5 separate regions of the Homo sapiens genome follow, and all the other regions are linked to region 5. Evidence: chromatin contacts called from ENCODE Hi-C or POLR2A ChIA-PET data. All regions are on one chromosome and are shown on one strand. Each heading gives the region's core, a stretch centred on a gene start or an enhancer-like site at or near the end of the contact. The rest is flanking DNA. Distances are from core to core; before and after follow the strand shown.

Region 1 (2,700 bases), core at 154-2,653, 780 kb after region 5:
CTCACTACTGAATGAATGAATCTCCATCCCATAGAGGTGATTTGTATTTACAAGGGAGGACCACGAACTCCCCCAGCAAACCGTGAATGACACATTGGCATTTAACAGCCCGCACCTTTATTTATGATCCAAAGTCCTACTTTAAATCTGAGGAAGCTGCTGGTATCTCTGGACATTTTAATGGCACAAGAGATCAGTTATCACTTGGGGACACACTCCAGGAACTGGAGCCCAGTGGTTGTAGCAGGGAGCTAAGAGCCAAGGCTCCTGCGAACAGAACTTCAAGACAAACCATGACTTGCCTCCAGGTCCCTTACCCACACACCCTGTACCTCAATTTACCCAGCAGTTGGCCAGACATGTTCCTCTCAGTTCTGTGAGTGACAGGAGACAAAATAATTCACAGCTGGAGCATACTGAGATCCTCAGACAGGAGGTGGTGCAAGCCACACGTCTCATTATTCATAAAACTCTTGATTTGCGGCCAACACGGCCCCCGCCGCCTTCCCAGGGGCTAACCTGACAACAGGCACTGCTCAGACAAGTTCAGCTCACAAGGCAGAGGGAGGGATGGAGGGCCTAGCAGAGGCTGGGTGTCCAGACCTGAGTGTCTCGGTTACCAGGTTCCAAAAAAAGGAAGGTGGTTGGGGTGGGGTGATGAAAAGGAGGTGAGAGGTGCAGTTTGGGGCTCCAGGTGGTTAATTTTGCAGGTTCGTGCATACACGCCCGCCATCCAGGTGAGATATGTGCCCCCACCAGGTACCTTCCAGGAAGGCTCACCGGGGAGGGGTGGAATCGGGAGACGACAGTTCAATCAAACTACAGAGGGAGGAAGGGCGGCCCAGCGTTTAGTTTGGGGAAATATGGAGAGTAAGAGTCTCAGAGTGGGCGCAGGTGAGGGAAGAGGCAGGGGCCCAGAGGTCGGGAGGGCGGACGGGCGATGACAGGCACCCGGACGCGGTGAGGTGAGCAACAAGGTGGGCGGCGCGGACACCTGTGGAGGCGACCCCCGGGCGAAGAGTCAGGGAGGCGGGAGGTGGTCTGCGGCGAGAGGCGGCCAGGCCCAGACCAGGGCGCCGCGCCGCTGGGGCAGTCAGGGGTCCGAGCGGGGTCGGGGGCGCTCTCCGCGGCCCCTCCCCGGCAGACAAAGGGCTGGCCGCTCCCCCAAGCCCCGGCGCGGCGCGGCGCGGGCCCGGGCGGTGCAGGCGCGGCCCGGCCTCGGCGCTTACCTGGGCCGCCCGACCCGGCCGGGCCGGCAGGGGCAGCGGGTCCGGCGCGCAGCGCGCGGCGGCCTGTTCCGGGGCGTGCTCAGCCCGAGCAGCCGCTGCGGCGGCGGCAGTAGCAGCAGCAGGAGCGGCCGCCTCAGCCTCCGCCTCCCGCTCCGAGAGTCACCGCGGTGGGGAGGGAGGGAGGCGCCAGGCCGCCGGGGGAGGGACCGGCGGAGGGGGCGGCATCTGGCTCCGCGCGGGCTGCTGAGGCGCGGCGGCGGCAACGCCCCGGAGGGAGGCGGGCGCGTGGGGCCGGGCGCCGGGGCGGGGCCTGCGGGCGGGGCGGGGCCCGGGGCCGCGAATTGGTTAACTCAGCCTGTGGGCGGGGCTGCGCGGTGCGGGGCGGGGCCTTGTGGCGCATGTGAACGCTCATTGGGCCCTCCTGGAAGGGGGCGAGACCAGCGACATAGGGACGGGGCCATGCGGTGGGCGGGTGGAACACGGCGCCGGTAGTGAGTGGCCGAGTCCGCGCTGAGAGCAAAGGGGAGGAGCGGGCCGGGGGTGAGCAGGGAAGGCGGGTTGGGCGCGAGGAGGAGGCGGTGGCCTGGAGGAGGAGCCGGGTAAGGCTGAAGCTGGCGCTGCGGTAAAGCCACTCTGCGTGTCCCTATCTGCTCCAGGAGCACAGTGTTCCGGAAAAATAATGGCCTCTCCCACACACCGGTCTGTGTTTAAAAACGGGAGCAACAAGACGGGGCAGAATCCTTGGTGAGGCCAGTTTACCCAGAACCCCGGAAAATTCTGAAATGGACGAGGTTGCAGAACATTTAGAGGCGTGGTCTTCCTGCGTCGTTGAGCTGGGAACGTTGCTACCTCTGAGCTTGGGGCCTAACCTGGGATTAACCTAGCCCAGAGAGCCCAGGGATGGGCCTCCGTAGGTCCATTAAACTCAGAAGGTCGTGTGTACTGGTAGTGAGTGGATTTTTCGGGGGAAGGGTGCCCATGATTAAAATGTTTCTACAGAAAGTCTGGCTGTATTTGGAGAGGGTACAGGGAGAAGCAGCCCATTTTAGGTAAAATGCAAATTGCTTTTAACATCCGCCTTCCTTTTAAAGGGACCTGTATCTTTAAGTGTGGTCTCATTTTCAGCAGTTTAAATTATCAGTTACACAGTGTGACACTAACCCCAGTTCAGAAGCCCTCCTACCCTACTCCTCCCACAGCCTTTCTTTTTACACCTTTTCTGTACCATCCTCTTCCACTCCACATTTCTTCCCCTTCCCTATGCAAAAAGAATACGAAGTCCTTTTTTGTTTGTTCGTTTATAATATAATATCCACATTACTCTTTACTCATTTGGGGGGTTTTTTTGTTTTTGAGAGGGAGTCTCGCTCTGTCGCCCAGGCTCAGGTGCAGTGGCGCGATCTTGGCTCACCGCAACCTCCGCTTCCCGGGTTCAAGCGATTCTCCTGCCTCAGCCTCCTGAGTAGATGGG
Region 2 (2,700 bases), core at 163-2,662, 600 kb before region 5:
GGTAAAGATCTAGAACAGAAAGGCAATATTCTCCTGACTCAAACAATGAGTTTGTTCCTTGAGCATGAAATGTGAGTCCTGCCCAGATCCCACAAGTGCATGACAGAAAGTGGTGCAGTGTCCAGTTCCTCTCGTCTATTGAAGGGATACTTTTATTAAAAGAAGCAGGAAGGAAGAGCAATGGTGCTTTTAAACAGAGTAAAATAAGGCGAGTTCCAGAAGCAACATTATATGGTATGGGGTACCTCCCCAAAACTCCCCAGTGCAATGCCCAAATAAATATGGTCACAATGGGAAGAAAGCCCTCACATGGGTAAAAAAATTGATCACAAAAATAATAAACGCACACCCTAAATTATCCTTCTACAATTCATCTCCTTAGTTGCAATCCCAAAATTGAATCTGTAAGAATACAGATTATACTTCAGTAATATTTTCAGTGACTAGAATTCACCAACATTAGCCTTCCTAAAAACTTTCCACTAAAATCAAGGGCCTCCCTGGAAAGAGTTGACCATGCAACACTCCAAATTCACACTACACCACTAAGAGCTTACACAAGGAATTTCTCCTTGTATCAATGCATAGTAAATTTCTTCTCCTTCCTATGAGGGTTTTTCAGTTGCACATTCTTCTATATTGTATGCTTTCTTCCATCCTCACAAATGCACAAAATTTAGGTGGCATTCAAATTTTTTCTAACCTTTATCAGAAGAAAAAGGAGTGGAAACAAAAAGGAGCAAACAGTATAATTCAAAAACTTCATTTAATATCTACTTGGGTAAGAATTCAATTTGTCCTAAATCTTATTCTGACTGGCTCCCTAAATAAACCACAGTGAAAGCCATCTGTCTGAACCTGCTCTGCAACAGGACACCCCAAAAGCACAACTTCCCCTGGGTAGAAGAAACTAGTGTCTGGCTATCAAGCAGTGGGTACGAAATGAGGCCTTGTCAATGACTGCCTTCTCAGCACCAACTACTCTTTTTACTCCATTTAAGAGAATAGAATTCCAAGTCACATGACAACATACACATATGCAAAAAATGCTATCCGATTCTAAAACAGATACAAAAATAAACAAAATACCTAAACTTCAATTTCTAACACAAAAGTCAATGCATACTTTTTTTAATTGCCAAAGAATTTTCCATAAGCTCTAAAAGGAAGATGAGTCTGCTTCCTTTTGAAGGCAAGAGACTAAGTAAAAACTGATGTGACATAACCTTTCATTTTTAAAAAAATCAATTTTAAGGTGTTATTGTTGCAATCATAATTCACAACTGTTCCCTGAATATGTCAGACTTCAGAAAAAGATCACAAAAATTATAATTTGCTCTGGCAAACAGGCTCTCAATCAAAACAAGGTTCCACCCACCTTCAAAGCAACCAATAGAAGCCCACCTACCATCCTTCCTAAAACATCCAAACAGAGCTGCTCTGCGGCCCAGGCATTCCATACTAGCCACAAGGCAAGGGGGCGGCCTGCAGGCTTGCTCTGCAGGTCTTGAAGGCAAACAAGCTTGGCAACACACACCCAGCACGACTGAGGTTAAGATTATACTACGAGCCGAAGAGGTAAGGGGAAGAGGACAGGGACAGAGGGACCCGCAAAGCTTCACATTCTATATCTGCTGAATGCCTCTCCGGTAGTCCCCATTCTTAGTTCTGATTTTACGCTTCACAATACCACCTACATGGCCAGCTAGGGCTGAATTAAAGGCTCTCAGGAACATGCACTATGAATGATGAAATGATTCATAAACACCTTCAGAAGTGAGAAAGAGCAGCAAAACCCATCACTGTTTCGGTGAGGCCAGGGGAAGATAGCCTACCTGCAGGGGCTGAATGGATCATCCATGACTAACACGGGCTCTGGTGAGTCTAGCTGGATTCCTGAACCTTTACTTTCTGCTAAAACTCTGCCCTTTTCTACACTAACAACTCAAAATGGAGGCACATGCAGTCTCAGAGACCTCATAGAGCTTTCACTGAGCTTGTGCTATGACCTAAGCCTTCACGCAGAACGCAGAAACTTCCCCTCACTCTGACAGGACTGAGCATGTGCTGTGACCCTCCCTCATCCACACACTGTCTCTCCACGACGCAATCAATCTCAACCCTGCTGTTTCCGTAAATAAAGCCCAGCCAACAGACTCTGCAGCTTCTCCCTGCACACCAAGCTAGTGTGCAGGGAAGTGGGGCCTTAGAAAGGGGATCCAAGACAGCCAACAGCAGGGAACTGAGCAAGCCCAGCCATGGAGAGGCTTCAGTTAAATGCCCTGCTCTGTCAGGAACTCAGCAAGCCAAGCCACGGAGGAGCGTCAGTTAAATGCTCTCTGCTCTGTCAGCACAACAGCAAGTTTTGTCTTTTTTTTTTTTTTTTTAAGGTAAATGGTGATTTTAAAAAGCAAGATCACCAAGAAATAGAATCAAAAGACAGATATGAATGACTACACACAAGATCAACTAATAGAAATACTGCAACACATTTAAAAACATAGTAGTAGCTACTTAAGAGAAGCAACTTCACAAATTTCTTTTTGAAACTCTAAACATTTTGAAAAAGACCAAACAATCCGGGTAAAGTTATGGAGTGCTTGGCCTTGTCACACAGGTACAGACACAGTGTAGATGGTATTGTGAGCAGGGTAGCTAAAGAAAACTGTATTTTCTGCAAACAGCTTAATCTTCCTTAGA
Region 3 (2,700 bases), core at 78-2,577, 560 kb after region 5:
ATCTAATTTCTTGGCTCCATCATAGCTCACCGCAGACTTCTGGGCCAAGCAATCCTTCTCCCTTGGCCTCCTAAGTAGCTAGGACTACAGGCAAATGCCACCATGCCAGGCTAATTTTCTTTTTTTTTTTTTTTTAGTAGAGACGAGGTCTCACTGTTTTGCCCAGGTTGTTCTTAAACTCCTGGCCTTAAATGATCCTCCCACCTCGGCCTCGCAAAGTGCTGAGATTACAGGCGTGAGCCACCGTGCCCGCCTTAATTTACTCTGATTTTTCTTTTCTTTTTAAAATAGAGACGGGGGTCTCACTGTGTGGCCCAGGCTGGTCTTGAACTCCTGGGCTCAAGTGATCCTCCTGCCCTGGCCTCCCAAAGTGCTGGGACTACAGGCGTGAGCCACTGTGCCAGGTCTACTCTGATATTTAACAGTGGTAAAATTCATTTATCCACTAAATGACTTTATTTATACTCTCACTTAATTTCAGAAAGGACTGAAGGTACCTGAGCTGTGAACAAAGAATCAGAGACTGGTTTTTCCTCCATCTCTGCCACTAACTAGTTGTGCCACCTGGGGCAAGTCACTTGGTCTCCTTGTGTCTGTTATCCATGTGTGAGAGCCAATACTTAATATGAGTGCCAGGCACTGTTCTAGAGATTTTCCATGCATCTGTATTCACTCTTTTAATTCTTCTCTACACAATTTATTAAGGTCTCTATCTTTTTAGAGTTTGTCAGGGCAGTTCCAGTTCATCGTGGCAATACAAGAAAGTCACTTTTGGGGGCTTTTGCCATTTCAAAGAATCTTGGATTTTTCTCTGGGCTCCAGAGACACCCGTGCCTGACACCCCCAATTTGAACCCCCAGCGGATCATTGGGTTCCATTGCTGATGGGGACCTTGTGTTTGAGCTTGACTTTCCCTCCATCCATGCTGGAGATAAACGGAAGTCTTCGCGCAGGGGGACGATTGCAGGACGGGGCCGCTAGGGAGGAGGGCTCCCACACGTGGGGAATGGGGGTGGAGGAACCGCTGAAGCTCGTCTGCCCTTTGGAAAATCTCGTTGGTGTCCTAGCCCTGGGATCATTGTACTTACCAGGTTGGGGGGCTCTGCACCCAGAACTCCTCCCAGCCTCTGTCTGCCCGTCCAAGGTCCGGCGTGACTTCCGGTGGCTGATTTCTCATCTTGGGGAAATCCCCGCCCTGGGGGGGTCCGGTGTGGCCTGCAGGGAGCCTGACTCACCCGTCGGCTGAGTCAGGGGGTCCCAGCTGCCCTCGGATGTCTGCTGCACCGCTCCCCTCCCTCAGGCGGGGGACGGCAGGAAGGAGGGAGAGATGGGAGGGCGTGGGGGCGGGGCCGGGGGCGGTCTCCAGCCCCCGGCCCGGGCTCCGCCCTCTCCCGGGATCTGTGAAAGCACAGCCAGGGTGCGGGCGGGTGAGTGCCCACCTGGTGCAGGGTGTGAAGAGCGAGAGCGCGTGTATGAGCACGAGCGTCTGTGGTCTCTGTGTGTCCGTTTACATGATTGCGCCTGTGTCTGTGTGTGCGCATCTGCATGCGTGTCTTTTTGAGTGAATGTCTGTGTGTGACTTCTAGGGACGGCCAGGGAAGAGGAGTGTCCCCTCCCACCCTGGCCCCCCGTCTTCTCATCCTGGACTCCCTCTCTTCTCTCTCCTCCTTGGGGGGTGCTCTGGGCATCCGGGACCCCTGGCAAGGCTGCCGGGTGCTGGGAGGACGCAGAGGCCGCCGAGGGCGGAGGGAAGCGTCAGGCCTGGCTGCGCGCGCCCTGGCTAGGGAGCTCCGAGTCCCGGCCGCCTGGTCCTTTCATTCTGGGCTTCTTCGAGATTCTCGAGGGCTTCCAGCCGGCAGTGTTTTCTCCTTGCCGTCTTCTCAGGCACGAGGAAGGCTCCTGGAGCTCATCTGCCTGGGATGGGCGGCCCTGCCTTGACCTCACGTGCAGCAATTAGGACCACCAAGGAGTGTTCTTCAAACCACCTTCTACCACCCCGCGGGACACGCCAGGGCTGATTCTGGTGCTCGCACCCCGCTTCCTCCTCTGCGTTCCCCTGTGGCAAAGGTTTGTCTTGGGCTGTGGACCCGAAAGAATATTCTAAGGGGAGATGGGCTCTTGCAGAGCAAGAGGGGTATGGTTTCAGCACCAAACTAAACTGGTGCCAGCGCTAGCTCTGCCCAAGAGGCTGTGCAGACAGTGTTTGTGTGAGTACGTGAGGGTGAGAGTCCCTGCCCGCCTAGCTTCGGCTTCCCCACTTACAACCAAGGGAGAACAACATCTATCTTACAGTGTAGATGCCTGGATAAAAACTGGAGCGCCTGGCCGAGCACTTTGGGAGGCTGACGCGGTAGGATGGCTTGAGCCCAGGAGTTCGAGACCAGCGTAGGCAACATAGTTAGACCCCCGCCTCTACAAAAAATTTTAAAAAATTAGCTGAGTGAGGTGGTGCGCACTTGAGGTCTCAGCTACACGGGAGGCTGGGGTGAGAGGATCGATTGAGCCAGAGAGGTAGAGGCTACAGTGAGCTATGATCGCACCACTGCACCCCAGCCAGGGCAACAGAGCAAGACCCTGTCTCAAAAACAAAAACACTGGAGCGCCCAGAGTTTTTTTTAAGTGCGGGACAAGGATTGTCTCGGTGTTGTTACTGCACGCACACCGCCCGTTGTAATGGATAGATGCATTAGTGAAAGTGCT
Region 4 (2,700 bases), core at 53-2,552, 900 kb after region 5:
AATTCCTTACATATTTTTACTCACAAATTCCTTACATATCTAGTAGTCAGGTTCCTATTTTAAGCATGTAGCAAATACATTGTAACTCTTAATTCTGGAATGCAGTCTTTATGGCTTAGTGAGCCATCCAATCCACTTATAGTCTTCGTCAGCGGCAAAATCTGGAATTTCATGGTACTGTTACTTTGATCGCTCAACTTAGATTTATATTTTATAAATATATATATACATACATATATATATATTTTTTGAGATGGAGTCGCGCTCTGTCGCCCAGGCTGGAGTGCAGTGGCGCGATCTCGGCTCACTGCAAGCTCCGCCTCCCGGGTTCACGCCATTCTCCTGCCTCAGCCTCCCGAGTAGCCGGGACTACAGGCGCCCGCCGCCACATCTGGCTGATTTTTTGTATTTTTTAGTAGAGACGGGGTTTCACCGTGTTAGCCAGGATGGTCTCGATCTCCTGACCTCGTGATCCGCCCGCCTCGGCCTCCCAAAGTGCTGGGATTACAGGCGTGAGCCACCGCGCCCGGCCAAATATTTGTATTCTTGTGCACCGGAGGATGGTTTTCCCCCACTGACTCCAAACGTCTTCCTTGCATTTGCTGTGTACAATTCAGTGATTTGGGTCTCTCATCCATTTATACTTTCAAATTTTACCAATACTTTTTGAACACACTTAAAAAAAAAAAAACCCAGGAAGTATCTCTAAAAGGCCAAGGTAAAATAAAATGAATGGGAGTTCTTGTGTTCGAGTTTTCTTCCAACTGGGCTTTCCTGGAGGAGGTGGAAGAGTGTGTGGCAGATGTTTCAGAAAATGAGCGCTCAATACGGTAGATCACGCTCCCGGGGTCAAGGAGACGTTTTCCGTTTTCTTTTCCCTCGCTTAGGCGGCGGGCGCGCACAGTCCAGTGGGAGCGATGAGGTGTTTCTAGGCCCCCAAGTCACAGAAAAGCAGGCGATTGGGAACAACGGAGGCGCGGCGGGCCCCCGGGCCGCGGGCCAGCGCCACCTTCTGGTGGATCTTCCCCGACGCGAGTCTGGGAGTCGTCCCTCCCCTTGCCAGCCTACCTGGCTCAGGCCCGCCGCGCCCGCAGCCCCAGCGCGGTCGCCGTGGCAACGCCCCGCCCAGCCGCCAGCCTCCCTTTGCCCCTCCCCACGTCCGGCGCGGCTGCGCGGGACGGGGTGGGACGGAGGCGGGGAGAGGACGCAGGCGAGAGGAACTCGGCGGCGCGGCGCCCGCGGCCTATTGGCTGCCACGTCCCGGCGCCAGAAGCCCCGCCTCCCTGACGGGGGTCACGTGATCCCTTTCAAAGATGGCCGCCCTGTTGTTTTGATGAATAATACTTGGTGGGGCGAGGGGGAAAGAGTAGGGGTGGAGGGGTAGGAGGATTTACTCTTCCAGCGAGAGCTACGCGCATCCCATCCTCCCCCTCCCCCCTACCCGGGCTCCGGCGTGGAGGCGGGGCGTGGCCGGCCTGCTTTGGGAGGGGAGGGGCTTCCCTTACAGTGCTGGGCTCTGCCAGGACGGCTGTGGGGTCGCCTTACCTCGGGGTATCCACTCTGCAGTCGACCAGTTCCCGCCAGGAGCAAAGGGTAGGAAGGAGAGCAGGATCTGCTGTAGGAACGCAGCTACCGCGCCACTATCACGAAGAAACAGCAGGCTCGGGGCACGAGACGAACTGGAGACCGCGCTGCCTAGCTGGGTAACCTGGGAAGCAGAGGGTAATAAGTGGCGCCTTAAGACAACCCTGTAGCAGCAGCAGTGGCGGCCAAAGGAGGCTGCTCAGGGAACAAGCGGCTGTAGTAGTCTGTGGGGCGACTGGAGTGACCGAAGCCAAGGCAGTTTAGTGCCTCTCGTGTTCTTATTTTTTAACCTCTGACTATGCAATTCTGAAACCTCCCCCATTCGGGGGACCAGACAGCCTGATAGACACCTTCCACTCTCCTTCCTCCCGCCGTGGTCTCGAGAACAGAAGGATCTCTCCTTAACGCCTTTCACCATTAAGAGGAAAGCGATGGAGGAGCTGAGCGCTGATGAGGTGAGGAGGTTGGGGGACACCTTGAGGGATTAGTTGGCAACTCGTTAGCGCTTTGGACAGGGATGGTATTGCGCCAGTGCTGTCTGGCCTTTGGGCTTGGAGAAGGAACGGAGATGATATTTTCCAAGAATAACGTGACTCCCCGATAGGGTCTCTGGTTTTGTTCTCCTTTATTCTGTTGCCTTCTTTCTTCATTCTGAACTCCATTTGCTTCTTTCCGAGTGTTCTTTTAGGGTATGAACAAGAGGAGAGAGCATCTTGAGGTGTTTATTCTTTTCTTCAGGGTATGCGAACAAGAAGGGCGAGATTTACATGAAGTTAAAGTGTGTGTGTGTCTGTGTCTTCAGGAATTTAAAGAACAATTTTGGATGGAATGAGAATGTATGGTGGGTGAATATTTTTAAAGAAAGCATTTGAAATTCCAGATATGTGTGGTTATTGCACTGTATAAGCTTGATTAAACATATATTTTTGCTTGAGGGGTGGTTTACAGACAGATTCTTTGATATTTAACAAAATATGTATCTTCTCCACAGTTTAGAGAATTCCAGTTATATTCTGGTACTTAATAGACCACTAATGACTTCTGGCATTCTTCTGTTACATTCTATCTTTTCCTACTTCTTGAATCTTTCAAACTTGTGTTTTGCTGTAGCAGAGA
Region 5 (2,700 bases), core at 119-2,618:
TGGAATGCACTTAAGTTTTTAATAGAAAGGACCTATAATTAGGGCAGTATCTGATGCTCTGATCTGGGAGAAGGAGAAAAGGAAAACAGCCCCTAGGATTCCTGCCCTCAGTTCAGCACAGCACAGGACGCCATGAGATTTTCAAAACCTGACATTCCCCAGGGAAGGGCCGACCCTCTTCAGCGAGGCTTACTTGAAAGACGCTTGAATCGCAAAGTAAGGTCTTGGCTTTTCCCCACTCTCAGAGAGACTCCAGGAGGACTCCGAGACTCCCAGACCAGCCCTCCGCCCCTGCCCTCAATCTCAGAATTGCTGAACTCTGGAAAGTCAAGATCATCTAGAACAGAAATACAAGGGGCTGGGGCCTGAGGCTAGAAACGACCAAAGACAGAATAAAAAGCACAGTCCTTTGTAAACTGTACAGCAGAGACACGGCAGCTCGGGAGTGGCGGAGTGCACCAAGCTCACTGTGGCTTGGGGTGGGGTGGTGGCGTGGGACTGGCAGTTGCCGGCTCTCCAGCCCGGGACAGTTACCTAACTCGTCTCCCAGCCTGTTTCCCCATGGGCAGCAGAGACAGCCAGGACACAGTGAAGCAGGTCACAAGGGGCTCAGAGTGTCCTCCCCAGCCCCGTCCAAGGAAACAGGGCCCGGCTCTGGGGGCGAACTCTGTCCCCACTACCCCAAGGGGCTGTGCCCTGGGGCAGGCACAGCGGGGCTCCTTCGGGAGGGAGCGAATCTCGGGCAAGGCTGGCCTCCTCCCGCTGGCCCAGGACAGCCTCGGGGGCGCCAGCAGGCACTGCTTGCTGTGGGTAGGGGGTGTCCAACCTAGACGCGGCCTCTGGGAGGGCAAGACCGGGAGGGGTCGGCCTGTGTCGGGGGCTCCTGGAAAAGCAGCGCCACCGCCACCCACCTGACGACATGGAAGGCCCAAAGCAGGCGATCTGTGCGAGGCCCGCGCGCGGCGCGGACGATGCTGAGGTACAAGTAGAGCGCAATGGCCACGGTCCAGAAGAAGGAGCTGGTGTTGGCGAAGGTGGACAGCGCGCCCTGCAGCACGCAGTCCCACGACGGGCCCGCGAAGTTCTGCAGCACTCCGTAGAAGTAGGAGGCGGCCGAGAGCAGGTCGGCCAGCGACAGGAAGAGCAGCAGGCGCCGTGCCCGGCTGCGCAGGTCGGGCCACAGGGCGTGCGTGGCCACCAGCAGGCCCGAGCCGAGCGCGGAGAGTGCGCACGACAGCAGCACCACGGCGCGCTCCGACGGCACCAGCTCGGTGGGCGGCGGGGACGGCTGCATGGCGTGGGGGGCCAGGAGCCGGAGCGCCGCGAGGACAGAAGCCGGGCCGCGCGTGCGGCCACGCCGCCGCCGTCTGGGCACCGAGGCGCCCTAGGCTCGCGTCCAGGCGCCCGCCCCGCCCGCGTCCGGCCGCTCCCCCGCCCATCTGGGCCCCGGGCCCTGAACCCCGTCCACGCCCTGCGCCCCGCCCCTATATCCCGGGCCCTGAGCCCCGCCCACGCGCCGCGCCCCACCCCGGTACCCCGGCCTTTAAGCCCCGCCTACACTCCCAGCCCCGTCCCGCCGTCCCAGGCCCTGAGCCCCGCCCACAATCCGAGCCCCGGACACACGTCCCCCGGCCCACATGCCCTTCCCGCCCACACGCCCCCCCCCCGCCCGTGTGCCCCCGCGTTGAGACTGGGACTTAGAGCTCCGCCCACGCGCCCCGATCCCCTGTCCACAGGGCCCAGAGACCTGGGCCTAGAGCCTAACCCACGCGCCCCGCTCCGCCCACGCACCCCGCCACACCCCTGTGTTCCGGGCCCTGACCCTGGCTCAGGTGCCCTTCCTCGTCCCGTTGCCCCGGGCCCTGAGCCCCGCCCCCGCCACGCCCCTGAGGCTTCCAAGCTCCACCCGGTGCCCGAGGCTCCTGAGCCCCGCCCACGCCCTCACACCACGCCCCTAAGCCCCTAGGTCCCTAAGCCCTACCTCAGGGCACCCCCAGGTCCCAGCACCTGTCCCTCCACGCTCCTCCAGGCCCACCCCTGCTCTTGCCAGGTGTCTGGGACATCCAGTCCTGTGAGAGGAAGGGCTGGCATTTTTAGGGCTAATATTACTTTCCCTCTTTTCAGCCAGCTTCTGTGTGTGTTGTGAGTGGAAGGGCGTGAGGATCAGAGGCATTCTTTCCACTAGCAACAGAAACAGCTCTCGGGTATGATCCTCATTCCTTCAGCCGTGATCCCGACGTGTTCACAAGTTGGTGGTGACTTGGGGAAGCCGGCGTTTCCACCTTTTCTTAAAATAAGCATGCTATTTTTTAAAAACCATAGCTAACTAGGTGTGATTTTTAAAAAATGAAATGCTAGGCAGGGCATGGCTTTTTCTTTAAAAATTTCAAACTTTGTAATTAAGATGTAATTCACATACCATAAAATTGGCCCTCTTAACCGAACAATTCAGTAGTATGTTCACAAGTTTGTGCAACCATCATTATTATGTAATTCTACAACATTGTCATTACTCCCAAAAAGAAATCCTTATCCCTCAGCTGTTAGCCCTCAGTTCTCCCCGACAGCCCTGGCAACCACTCTTCTACCGTGGATTTGCTTATTCTGCACATTTCCTGTAAATAGACTCATATGCTCTGTGGCCTTTATGTCTGACTTTTTTAACTTAGCACGTTTCCAAGGTTCATCGTAGCATATGCA

Evidence for each region. Hi-C counts contacts between places; a loop is a spot of excess contacts on that map. ChIA-PET counts read pairs that join two places held with the same protein, here RNA polymerase II (POLR2A). Pooled maps may share reads with other maps.
Region 1: a map of CD8-positive, alpha-beta T cell shows a loop between it and region 5 (6-fold over the local background). The contact joins the promoter of CTNNBIP1 here to the promoter of GPR157 in region 5. A Hi-C loop is called at or near these places in 3 of 168 maps with a recorded cell type or tissue (CD4-positive, alpha-beta T cell, CD8-positive, alpha-beta T cell and naive thymus-derived CD4-positive, alpha-beta T cell), 4 of 37 single-sample maps with no recorded cell type and 12 of 50 pooled maps.
Region 2: a pooled map shows a loop between it and region 5 (2.4-fold over the local background). The contact joins the enhancer-like site here to the promoter of GPR157 in region 5. A Hi-C loop is called at or near these places in 1 of 50 pooled maps. POLR2A ChIA-PET finds 5 or more read pairs at or near these places in 3 of 52 experiments (OCI-LY7, activated T-cell and common myeloid progenitor, CD34-positive).
Region 3: a map with no recorded cell type shows a loop between it and region 5 (16-fold over the local background). The contact joins the promoter of PIK3CD-AS2 here to the promoter of GPR157 in region 5. A Hi-C loop is called at or near these places in 1 of 37 single-sample maps with no recorded cell type and 6 of 50 pooled maps. POLR2A ChIA-PET finds 5 or more read pairs at or near these places in 2 of 52 experiments (CD8-positive, alpha-beta memory T cell and K562).
Region 4: a loop to region 5 is called in a map of CD8-positive, alpha-beta T cell, with 14 times the contacts of the local background. The contact joins the promoter of UBE4B here to the promoter of GPR157 in region 5. A Hi-C loop is called at or near these places in 3 of 168 maps with a recorded cell type or tissue (CD4-positive, alpha-beta T cell, CD8-positive, alpha-beta T cell and naive thymus-derived CD4-positive, alpha-beta T cell) and 9 of 50 pooled maps. POLR2A ChIA-PET finds 5 or more read pairs at or near these places in 1 of 52 experiments (activated T-cell).

Annotation. Positions count from the first base shown.
Region 1 is chr1:9,908,866-9,911,565 of GRCh38, forward strand. CTNNBIP1 (catenin beta interacting protein 1) reads right to left here and starts at 1,404. Exons shown (of 6, transcript NM_020248.3): 1 at 1,230-1,404. RefSeq lists silencers at 952-1,011, 1,182-1,241, 1,252-1,851 and enhancers at 1,999-2,672, 2,673-2,700.
Region 2 is chr1:8,523,924-8,526,623 of GRCh38, forward strand. All of the region lies in intron 7 of RERE (arginine-glutamic acid dipeptide repeats), which reads right to left. Among named protein-coding and RNA genes, the nearest start is that of SNORD128, 30 kb to the left of the region's middle. RefSeq lists a silencer at 1,327-1,621 and an enhancer at 1,438-1,487. Within about 2 kb of position 1,413, at least 38 of the 41 ENCODE cell types and tissues checked have a DNase peak (open chromatin) inside an H3K27ac peak, as active enhancers do; they include OCI-LY7, where a contact is called at or near this core.
Region 3 is chr1:9,686,247-9,688,946 of GRCh38, forward strand. It overlaps PIK3CD-AS2 (PIK3CD antisense RNA 2), which reads right to left and starts at 1,328. Exons shown (of 2, transcript NR_126367.1): 1 at 1,089-1,328. The region is part of intron 1 of PIK3CD (phosphatidylinositol-4,5-bisphosphate 3-kinase catalytic subunit delta); the gene reads left to right. RefSeq lists an enhancer at 1,083-1,252 and silencers at 1,303-1,442, 1,768-1,962.
Region 4 is chr1:10,031,656-10,034,355 of GRCh38, forward strand. UBE4B (ubiquitination factor E4B) reads left to right here and starts at 1,303. Exons shown (of 28, transcript NM_001105562.3): 1 at 1,303-2,039. The coding sequence starts at 2,016. RefSeq lists silencers at 921-1,310, 1,341-1,560 and enhancers at 1,075-1,729, 2,121-2,170.
Region 5 is chr1:9,127,734-9,130,433 of GRCh38, forward strand. GPR157 (G protein-coupled receptor 157) reads right to left here and starts at 1,369. Exons shown (of 4, transcript NM_024980.5): 1 at 912-1,369. The coding sequence starts at 1,294. RefSeq lists silencers at 1,226-1,575, 1,636-1,955 and an enhancer at 2,657-2,700.